2 separate regions of the Homo sapiens genome follow, and region 2 is linked to region 1. Evidence: read pairs that join two places in POLR2A ChIA-PET (ENCODE). Cell type or tissue: HepG2. All regions are shown on one strand. Links, peaks and the distances in the headings refer to the core of each region. The heading gives the core; the rest is flanking DNA.

The links. ChIA-PET counts read pairs that join two places held together with the same protein. Peaks named below come from ENCODE experiments on the same cell type or tissue, not always from the same donor. Only the 100,000 strongest peaks of a DNase experiment are listed, where the experiment ranks them.
Region 2: POLR2A ChIA-PET joins it to region 1 with 5 read pairs; 3 of 35 experiments call an interaction of 5 or more read pairs at or near these places.

Annotation. Positions count from the first base shown.
Region 1 is chr6:43,803,198-43,808,892 of GRCh38, forward strand. The region is part of intron 1 of LOC105375070 (a long non-coding RNA gene); the gene reads left to right. Among named protein-coding and RNA genes, the nearest start is that of VEGFA, 36 kb to the left of the region's middle. RefSeq lists a silencer at 4,395-4,689. In HepG2, for the core only: no CTCF peak of the experiment used is centred there; DNase peaks (open chromatin) are centred at 1,024, 1,464, 3,334, 4,294 and 1 weaker place; H3K4me3 peaks cover 4,008 bases.
Region 2 is chr6:43,744,028-43,749,722 of GRCh38, forward strand. No RefSeq gene overlaps it. Among named protein-coding and RNA genes, the nearest start is that of VEGFA, 23 kb to the right of the region's middle. In HepG2, for the core only: a CTCF peak has its summit at 4,922; no DNase peak of the experiment used is centred there; H3K27me3 peaks cover 4,033 bases.

The sequences.
Region 1 (5,695 bases), core at 309-5,308:
GCTTTGCCAATCTTGTTGCAGCTCATCAATTCTTGGCAGCCCCACCCCTCCCAGCTGGGCCCAGGACGCACAGTAGGTCCTCAGCGCACACCCATGGGACTGAGTTGGTGAATGTAGCCTGGCTCTTGTCCTGATTATCTGGGTGACTTCAGGCAAGTCAGTATGCCTTTCGTTGTTTATAGTTCTCATCTGTAAAGATAAAGAGGTTTGTACAGATGGTCTCTAAGATTCTGTTTGACTTTCAAAGACCAGAACAGAATTAACCAGTTCAAAAGAAGAGCTGTGGGTGGGTGGGGGTTTTAGGTGGATTGAGAGAGGATGGGTGGGGGTAAGGGAGAGGGTAGTGAGGAGTTTGGAGGGGGATTAAATGGGACTTTCTTCCCAGGGCCTTGAGGACTGGGCTTTGGGGGACTCTCAGGGTGAGGTTTGATCCCTGAAGTTCAGGCTTGGCCCCTTGTTATTTCCTGCTTTCCTGGGGCTGTGGCTGTGGCTGTGGGAGACTTGACCCAAGAACGGACAGCCTCTCTTTTTCTGCTCTGCCATAGAGCAGAGCCCCAGCCTGGAACACACGAGCCCTCTGAAATTACCTGCACAGTCTTGGGGGTATGTGAATGAATGTCCTTTGGGGAAAGAAAGTCCTTATCTTTTATCAGATTCTCCAAGGGATTTCTGCCTTACAAAGTTTAGAAACCTGTATTTAGAAGGCCAGGCTGAACTAAGAAGATAAGTCATAGGAGGAGGAGAAGGAAGAGGAGAGAGGACCCAAATCCTTTTATTTTAAAATGTCTTTTCTGGACCTTAGTTTCCTCATCAGTAAAATTAGAAGTTTGGGTGATCTCTGGTAACATCCAGCATTTAGAATAATAATGCCTAATTTTACTTTGTACATTATCTCCTTTGCTCCTTTCAAAAGCCATGTGACTGTGTTTCTCATCAGCATCCCTGTTTTTCAGGTGACAACACTGAGGTCTGGTGACTCACCCAGGGTCATGCAGCCTGTGAGTGGCAGAGTGAGCCGGGAACCTGGCTGCTGGCTGAGAAATTTCAGGGCTTCTTCTTTGAGTGCCCAGCAGGATTGCAGCACCACATGGCTCTGGGGCTCTCCCACTGGCCAGTCTGGGCTGAAGGGAATGAAGTGAAGAGAGGGAGTTTCCCCTAAAGGTTGGTTGTTAATGATATTGCAGAAGAGGAAGAGGTGGTAGGAGGAACAGGTCATGCCCAAGTGGAAATCCTCAGCTCCTTCCAGCTGATCTAGAAGGCCTCCTGGACAAGGGGACACTTGGGGAGGTGGGGAACTGGGCCTCAGCTTGGGGAAAGGGAGGCATTCCTAGGCAGCGGAAAGCATCCTTTCTGGTGGGTAATCCAGTATTTATGGTGTTTTTGATGACTGGAATGCGGGTGTGGGTTCCCTATTGGACTTTGGGCTCTGCTGCAGGCCTCAGGCTGGGGAGACATTTTGGAATGTGTCCCTTGCCTTCTAGGGCCACCTTTGGCCTCACCTGCTGTTTACCCTCTTCTTCCTCCCCCTCTTCCCCCCTTGGCAGCCTGAGCTAGTGCCAGGAAATTGTTGGTCAAAGGTGAGGTCACCAAGAACCTGGAAAAACAACAGGTCTCCATTAACCTTGTTTACCTGCCAGGTAACTGTTGCTTTACAAAGGTTCTTTCGCCCCTTCTTTCATTACCTGCATTTCCTGCTCCCGTAAAAGCTCAGATCAGCTGAGCAGATTTTGGTGGGGGGTTCCTTCAAGATAAACCCTCCTGAGAGGCTTTCCACTCTTCTATTTTCTGGCATGTGGTCTGTATCTATTAGGTCATATCTCAGACTGTGTGGTCACCTGAGTTTAGATGCTGGCTGCCCAGCGAGACTGTCAACAACTTGAGGGAAGGGCTGTGTTCATTTACATTCTCAGGGCCTGGCTTCTAATAATGTCTGCTGCTTCAATGGATGGATGACTGAATGAATTAATGAATGAGTGGGATGGATGTCCTGGGTTTCTATTTCAGAACTCACCTCCCCTAGGAGGTCTCCTGGGGTTACTTCCAGCCTATTCTTTGCATCTTATTCCCATCTTTGGTCTGCCTAATCTGTCCTGATTTCTTCATGCTGTTTTTCTCAGAGTTTTTCATAAGGAACCAAAAACAACTGAGCCATGTGGCCCTCTGACAACCTCCCCAGGGCCCTGCAGACAGCAGACTCCTGATCAATGGTCACTAACTGACCAGCTTATGGGATCTGGGCCAAAGGAGAGCCAGGGAGGTCAGATTGTTTCTTGAGGTCACCCAGCTGTGAAAGAACTTGGGCCCATCCTTGGCCAAACCTGCACATCATCACTCAGACCTGGGGCTTCCTTCTGTGTGCAGAGCTGATATTTAAACACCATTGATGTCAATGCATCTATTCACTCAGAAAATATTGGGACCGTGCTTGCTCTGGCTCTCTGTGTTGAAGATGATACAGTTCCTTTACCTCAAAGAGGTCACAAACCAATCAGGGAGATGAGATATTTACCAGAGCAGTTCCTCAGCACTGGAGCCAAAGGTTGGGACAGTCAGAGAAGGCTTCCCAGAGGCGCTGGCACTTGAGGCCCTTGAAAGATTCTTAATCACTTATTTGGTGTAAGCTGTTTAAGAGAGCTTTGCTCATCTTGGTTAGTCCAAGATGTGCCTGTGACCTGTTTGTGGTCCTGGTTCACAAGGAGGAGGGACAGTAGTGGCTATCCCCTGCATCAGCACCCCCTGTTCCATCACTGCTACCGAGGGCTGCAAAGCCACAGGACTAGCTGGCAGTGAGAGGGCCCGTTGCCTGCGTGTAGACACCGGGATCAGAGATTGGCTGAGACACACCAGAGGCCCCACAGTGACCCAGGGCGGAGCAGGGTCTAGAACCTAATAGTCCTGATTCCCACCCCTGTGCTCTCTCCGTGGATGCCACCACCCAGTTGCCTTTACGAGGCCAGTGCCTTCTGTGGGTCAGTACCTTGGGCTCTGGGCTGGGTGCTGGGTGTAGCTGGGGTGGTCCTTACCATGGTCCCCCTTTTCACACGATGGGCATTGAAAGGATAGCCCAGACTGAGACCCTTGTCAGAAGGAGGTGGGGTATGAACAAAGCCTAATGATCCAGGGAGAGAGGATGCCTATCAGAGAGGGTACCACTCCCCTGGACCTGCATGCATAGCGGAGTTACCATTATTCACATGCAGGGCAAGCCTATCAGAGAGGAGTCAGAGGGAGGAAGGCTGACAGAAGTGGCTCTCTGGGATTCCCAGCTGAGGCTCTCGCACTCCCGGGTCTTGTTTTCCCTAACAGCCTCAGGGCACAAAGTCCAGTGGTGTGATTTTGTCATCTCTTCCCAGGGCAGCCTTAAAGGGCCAGTGCCTCCTCTCAGGGTTAATGATTACCTGTTGGGTCACCAATAGACCCAGGTGTCCTTGTGTGTGAAGACGGTTGGGCGGATGGGTGGGAGGTGGTGAAAGAGGGGTGGCCTGCCTGAAGAGGAGGCTGGGGCTTCCTTTAAATACATCCTCATAGAGGCTGCCTCCTGGAGCTCTCCTGGTTAGCCTTGGGTCATGAGGAGGGATCTGTCTTTAATGGCTAACAGCACAGGGAACCAACCTGTAAACCCCAAAGGGAGGGTAAGATTTATCTAGGGTGCTTCCCCCCAGCTCTGACAGGACAGATTCCCACAGTAGGAGGTGGGGGACTCTCCTAGCCGAATGGGAGGTGAGGGTATGTCTTAGACCTCAGAGGGTCAGGCCTTGGCTAGGGCAGGACCCTGGGACCCTTACTATCTCCTTCCCCTATACACATTCATGTCCCACCAGACCTGGAAGGTGCCCCAGTGTGACCCTGACTCGACCCGACCACAGTCGCAGTCTTTCTCCCATCTTCCATCTCTGTCTCACCTCCCAGCCTTGGAAAACACTTATATTAGTAATAGGCACTAATAATGATAACAAAGGCTGCCCTTTGTTGGGTCCTGGGCATAGCACGTAGATTCACTTGTAATCTGTACAAGTGCCCTGTGAGAAGGGTGCATATCACACCCCCATTTTACCAGAGGAGAAGGGAAGCTCAGCTCACATCACTGCTCAAGATCACACAGAGCAAGAGGCAGAGCAGACTTGACCCTGGTCTGTACCGTGTCAAAGTCCATGCTTTTTGCCACCATGGGTGATGGGCTGTGTGCCTGCTGTTTCCCCACCACAGTGGCTCAGCCAGTCCTCCAGAAAGCTTTCAAGGCTTACCACATCCAGCCCATGTCCCCCTCTGCTTCCTCCCCTAGTGAGAATCTATTGGCCCTGAGCTCAGCCAGGCTGGATTCATCTGCCACCACCCTGGGCTCTGTGTCTGCAGGCTGCTTCTGCCTCTGTGCAGCCCGGTGGCTCCCTAGGGGCAGGGCAGGGCCTCTGACTGGCAGGGAGGAGGCACAGAGATGGACAAGATTATCCTCTCAGGAAAGCAGCTGCAGAAAGCGCTGTTTCTCCTTCTGGGAAGGCTTTATCTCAAGCTAGTGCTCCTTTCCTCCTTGTGATTCACAGACCTCTCATGATAGTTTGAACGTGTCTTGTTTCAAGTGTTCAAATCTAAAGACTTCCATCAGATTCCTGACCGCGGCTTTTTCACAGTTATTATCTGTGTCATAACATTGCATACTTGCGGCTTATCATTTTCCAAGCTCTGCATACGGGTTTGGCAGAGCAGGTTTCACTGATCCCACTAGACAGGTGAGGAAACTGAACCCTAGAGCAGGGAAGTGACACATCTAGAACACGGCCAGGCTTGGTGGCTGAGGCCAGCTCTGCCGTCACACACTTGGCTCTCCCCGGTGCTGCTTTCTTTGCTGCCTCTGCTGTGTCTGCATCAAGGAGACTTTCTCCTCTGAGGCTGGCTGGCCTTGGAGTTATACTTTGCGCCTAGCTGCTTCTTCTATTTTTTTAAAGATGTGTTTTATTGAGGTAAAATACATGTAACAAAATGTACCCTCTTAGTCGTTTTTAAATGTACAGTTCAGTGGTATTAAGTACATTCACATCGCTGTGTAACCATCACTACCATGCATCTCTAGGACTCTTCATCTTGCAAAACTGAAGCTCTGTATTAAACACTAACTCCCCATTCCCCTCCCTCCAGTCCCTGGCAACCACCATTTTACTTTCAGTTACTATGAATTTGACTATCCCATGTATCTCAAATAAGTGGAATCACACAGTATTTGTCTTTGTGTGACTGGCTTATTTCACTTAGCATGATGTCCTCGAGGTTCATTTATGCCGTAGCCTGTGTCAGAATTCCTTCGTTTTTCACCTGGGCAACATAGTGAGAACCCCCTATCTATAAAAACAAAAAACAAAACAAAACAAAACAAAAAAACAAAAAGAAAGAAAGAAAAAGAAAAGAAAAAAGAAAAAAAATTGCTGAGTGCGGTGGTGTGCCTGTGATCTCAGCTATTCAGGAGGCTGAGGTGGGAGCATGGTTTGGGCCCAGGAGGTTGAGGCTGTCGTGGGCTGCAATCATGCGATGGCACGCCAGCCTGGGCAACAGAACAAGAGCCTATCTCAAAAAAAAAAAAGGAATTTCTTCATTTTAAATATTTTAAATGTTAAATAATCTTGCTTGTCCTTTTATCTATTGATGGACCCTTGGGTTGCCTCCAGCTTCGGGTTATTGTGAATAATGCTGCTATGAACATGGGTGT
Region 2 (5,695 bases), core at 244-5,243, 59 kb before region 1:
GCCTCCAAAAAGCTTCTCTGTCCCCCAAGCTCTCCTCTTCCAGGAGGTCTTCCTTTCCTGTTTGGACAGTTTTACCTGCTGGTTAGTCCCATGCTTCTTCCCCTTTCCAGGCTCTCTCATAGCTTTGCCCTTGACCTTCTGAGCCTTTGTTTACTTTTTATGTGAGTGACAGAGAGCAGCCTCCTTCCTCCCTTGGCCATAGTTCTTTGGGGGTCTTCTTCATCATACTAGGAGCTCTCTGAGGATAGGGCAAGCTCTCCTTTCAGACTGGGGGTCCCTGGGGTTGGAAGTCTTTCTTGGGACTCCCCCTAGGCTTCCCTTGGCAGACCCAACGTTGCACTAGAGGGGTGACTGTGCCTGGTGTGGTGCCCAGTTGGCTGTGTGTGTGCACACGTGTGTGTGTGTATGTGTGTATTGTGTGGGGAGGGTTTGCTTTTGGTTTTCCATCACCTTCCCTGTCCTTTCCTGATCAGATCCTCTGAGTGAGGCTGGTTAGGGAGATGGAGCTTGGAATGAGGGAGGAAGATGGGGTGGTATGGCACCCCAGCCCTACGTCCGGCCAGGGCTCCAATGGAGTGTGGGCAGCATGACCTTCTTCCTGGGCCTCCCGCTGGGGTGTGAGGGAGGAAGGCCGGTCTTGAGCTGGGGTCAGGGTGGAGAGGGGCAGCCTTTCAGCTGAGGTCCGTCACTCAGAGGCAGGGTCCGTGGCATTTGGCCGGCAGGGGAGAAGGGAGGGAATGTGAGGAATAGGCTGACTCAGCAGTTGCCCCCTCCCAGCTCTGGGGACAGGCGCTGGGGGAGGACTGATTGCTGAGAACATGCAGATGGTGGTGGCAGTTCCTCTGGGTTGTGTTTTGAGGGGAGGGCTGGGGAGAGATAGGAGTCAGAAACACCAGAGTCCCCCAGAAATACTGGGGAGGCATGAAAGGGAGCTGGAGGAGGGGAACCCAGGAGAGGGTACCTTTTGACATTGCCATAGCTGTGAATATCAGTGACATGCAAAGGAATGCCCCAAACACGAAGAAGGCCGCTCCTTTGTGGGGATGAGCTGGGGACAGTATGAGGAGAGGGCTTGGCTAGGGGGCAATGGGACCTGTGAGGGAGTAGAGGGTGTTAAGAGTGAGCCAACAGCCGCCCAGCCCGGCCCAGCCGAAGGGGAGGTAGACGGCAGGCCTGCTTTTGCCGAATCTAGAGCTCCTCTCTGCAACTTGATCGTAAGCTTCATTAAGGCAGAGGCCGTCTCATAACATCTCTTAATTATCTGACAACCCCTCCACAGGGCTGGGCACATATAAGCATTGTGCCCAAGTTTAATTTTGAGTATACTTAAATTATTTTTCAAGCAGTCTTGCAATATCAGGAACCCCACATTAAACTCATACCCATAATCCCAGCTATTTACTTTTCTCCTTGTACCTTCCAAAATCTTTATAGGCATGCTTACGTAAGGGTGACTTAGGTAAACGCGGCCTGAGTCAGGCTTTTCCACCAGCTTTGCCGGGTGCACTGGTTGACGGGGTGTAAGTGTGTGTATCGGGCTCCTTTGCTCTGAAGTAACCCTTGTTTGCAGGCAAGGAGAGCTGGGGGCACCCTCACTACCCAGTCTCCATGCTCTTCCCTCTGTTTACATTGCTGCCAAGCGGGCACCTGCTTCATTTATATTCTCACTTGAAACAACTCTGACTTATGCAAAAATGGACTTACTTAAGATTTACCAGAACAGAATACTAGCTTGATTTGGGGACTGTGTGTGTGTGGCAATGGCTGGTTGATTTCAGGTAGTGATTCCCAAACATTTTGAGCTGGAAAACCCTATTTTAACACTAAAAAACAAAAACAAAAACAAAACCTTCAGAGAACTCCAAAAGACAGTGATTGTATAACAGATATTCATCATCTGAGAAAAATCCATGAAGACAACAAACTGTGGTGAAGTTAGAAATAATTTGAAATTATCACATATTATTGATCTCCATAGTATCTACATAAGTTTGAAAGAAAAATAGCAAATGCATTCAGGAATATTATTCACTTGACTATGTGAGCAAAGATGTTCATGACAGCATTATAATTTAAAGTCAAATAACTAGGGTCTGTTGGGAGATATTGTCCCCTACTTGGGTACGTGACTCCACCATGTAAATGCAGCACTGTACTGTATGGAACTGTGTATATGTGTGTATATGTGTGTGTGTATGTGTGTGTGCGTGTGTGTGTGTGTGGAGGAGGGCACATGTGAAGAATGGGAAGGGAATGTATTAGAACACAGTGTTTTGCTTGTGAAAATTCAGTGGTCTCTGGGGGAGGAGGGGGAGGTAAGTGACAGGAAGGAGCTGTGCTGATGGCTGAAATCTGTGGGTGCTGAGAAGTCCTTTCTGAGAGCAAAGTTAGTGTCTGGCTTTGAGTTCTGGGGTGGGGAGAGGAGGCTGAAGAGGCAGGCAAGAGCCAGACCACACAGGTTCCGGTGGACCATGTGAGGCAGAGAATCCTTATCCTTAGAGAGGAGATGTCGTCTCTGGATGTGGTGTGAGACAGCCGGGAAGTTCCTCCCTACACGAAGATCCTTCTTGCTGTGTGTTTTTCCCCATCCCCTCTTCATTTCTCTGCATTTTACATCACTGCTCGCTGGGCCCAGGGCAGCTCAGTGTAAATCTTCAATCTGCAGTTCCAGGAACCCTGTTTCCCAACCCCCAAAATCTGGGCCTGAGGTCTGACAAGTCCCAGAAGAGCTGCGGGGATTATGAGGCAGGATGTGTAAAATCAGGGGCGTCCAGGAACGTGGAGCTTGACGGTAGCAGGAGGAGTGGAGAAGCTGGCCTGGGACTGACTCCCATTCCCCTAATTTGGCATCCTGCCCCCTCCCTTGGGGGGCTGGGAGCGGTCAGCTCCAGGCTTCCCCACGTCTCCACGGCTCCGCTGCCCGTGCTCTTCTGAGAGCAACGTGCTGAGGGAGCACTTGTGAGCCATGAGGGCAGGAGTTGGGGCAGGGGTCAGGGTGCTTTTTAATTTCTCGTTAGCAATGACAGCTGTAGAACTCAAGCAATTAAGGAGGACGACTCCCCCAGGATGCCAGAGGGCCAGCCCCCCGCCAAGCTGTGCACAGCTTCCTCCCTTCCTCCTTTTCCATGTCCCCCCTCACCCCCATCACAGGCTTCCCCTCCCTGGGCCCAGGAAGCTGTGAGCCACTGTTCAGGGGAGGAAAGGGGTGCAAAAGTTCCCCTTCCAACACTTTAGCAGGGAGAACAGAACAAAAGGAAGATGGAGGGGCTCCTGAGTCTGGAAGCTGCTTCTTCCTCCCTATGGTCCACGCCTGGGGGTGGGCCCGTCCTGTGGAAAGGGGTCCACTCTCTTCAGAGTTGGTATTGAGGATGGGGACATAAAAATGACCAAAGGTTGGCTGGGTGTGGTGGCTCACGTCTGTAATCCCAGCACTTTTAGAGGCCAAGGTGGGAGAATCATTTGAGCCCAGGAGTTTGAGACCAGCCTGGGCAACCATGGGCCATGGTTTGAGACCATGGGCAACATGGTGAGACTCGGTCTCAAAAAAAAAAAAAAAAAAAAAAAAGACCAAAGGCATAGCAATTTTTCCTGTGCTTCTAAACTGTTCTTTTTTTCTAAGATCTATAGGGCATTCAACTTCTCTTGAATTTCTTCTTCATCATTTGGCTGGAGCTTTTCAGCAGCCTACTCCAGATCCTGCCTACCGCGTGGACTTGTTCCGTCCCCACCTGTCGGGGGAGGGTACATGTGTTCAATGCTATGCTTTTATTAACATCAGTCTTGCTGCATGGGCGGGGACATGTTTTTGGGTGCAGGAGCAAAGCTTTATATCCCTGTCCAAACATCTCACTCCACCCAGCAGCTGATACGTGAAACCCTACCATTAATATTTGCCTCCTTTACGGTCATCTCCTTGTGAAATTGCAAACACTCTTGGGAAGGAAACCTCTTCGGCATGAACAAAAGATCTGACAGCTGACATTGATATGGAGTAACAGGGGTGGGAGGCTTGCTGGCCAAGATTCCCAGGGATGGGGAGGAGTTGGGGGCAGAGGGTTAAAGAGAAGAGTGGACACACTTCATAGTTTTCCCCTACTGCTGGTTAAGTCTTTAAAGCCTGGAAGACTAACAGACCAGCTGTCTTCTCTGACCTAAAAGAAAAGACATCCTTCTCATGTTCATGGTCATGACCATTGCCATCAACAGCCTCATATGGATGTTGAACACCAATGATGCCTCAAAGACATTAAACACCTGGCCCTTGCTCTCAAGATGCTCACAGCTCACTATGGGGCACCCCGCTCACTTGAGTGTGCAATGATGAGCCTATGAAAGTTTTAGAGGAAGGGCTTACATGTACCAAGTGTTATCTAAGGGAGATTAGCCAGGTGGTGGTGACCAAGGTGGATTGAGCACAGGGCAGAAGAGATGGTGAAGCTTGCTGGGAGCCCTTTGCCATCACGCAGGTGAGAGCTGAGAGGCCTCAGATAGGCTGATGGCAGTGGGAACACAGATGCTAGGACTCATAGAAAGGCATTTTGGAAAATCAATCTCCAGGACTCTGACTATGGAGAGGGTAACAGAAGGAGGAATTGAGCATCAGCCCAAGGTTCAGAACTTGGGTCCCCCAAAGATGGTGGCAACAGAAAGGGAAGTCTGTTGGAGCCATGTTTGAATGGAAGGTGAGTTCTGGTGCAACATGCTGCATTTAAAGAGAGGTCGTCCTACCCCATGCCCCACCACAAACAAGGCAGGACTGAAGGCAAGCTGTGCATACACAGAATGCAATTTTTCTGAAAGAACTTCTACAAATATCAGCAGTCCTTCAAAGTGGTCAGTACAAGAGGCCAGGCAAGTTTTCCAAAGAGCTCGCCTTTGTTCAACACATTTTTTACTTATTTATGGGATATTTCTTGTGTGTCCACTAGGTGCCTGGCGCAGTCTAGTGCAGGAGACATGTAGACTGTTGGTTTCTGCCTTTAGGGAGCTTACTCTCTAATTAGGGTGATATTAAAGTCAAACTCATAAGAAAGGGTCTGTGTATCTATGACTTCCCATCATATAGAACATAATAGCTTTTTTATTGCTGTGCAACAAATGACCACAAACTTAGCACCTCCAAATAACACCTATTGATTAGCCTACAGTTCTGTAGGTCAGAAGTCAGGGACAGTGTGAGTGGGCTTCTCGCTCAGGGTGTCACAAGGCTGAAATCAAAATGTCAGCTGAACTGAGTTCTTTTTGTTTTTGTTGTCGTTGAGACAAGGTTTCACTCTGTTGCCCAGGATAGAGTGCAGTGGTGTGATCATGGCTTGCTGCAGCCTTGAACTCCTGGGCTCAAGTGATCCTCTTACCTCATCCTCCTGAGCAGCTAGGACCACAGATGTGCACCACCACACCTGGCTAATTTTCAAAATTTTTGTAGAGAGGGGGTCCCACTATGTTGCCCAGGCTGGTCTTGAACTCCTGAGCTCATGTGATTCAGGCATGAGCCACCAGGCCTGGCCATGGATAATCTCATTTTTAGAGTCACCTATGCCATGGAACAACCTAACTGCGGGGGTGAAACCTATCATATTCACAGTCCTGGGATTATGTATAGGGGCAAACCAAGGAGCAGGGGATTTTGGTGGGTCATCTTAGAATTCTCCCTACCACACTTAGAATTAAATATGAAGTTTTTACAGTGGCCTAT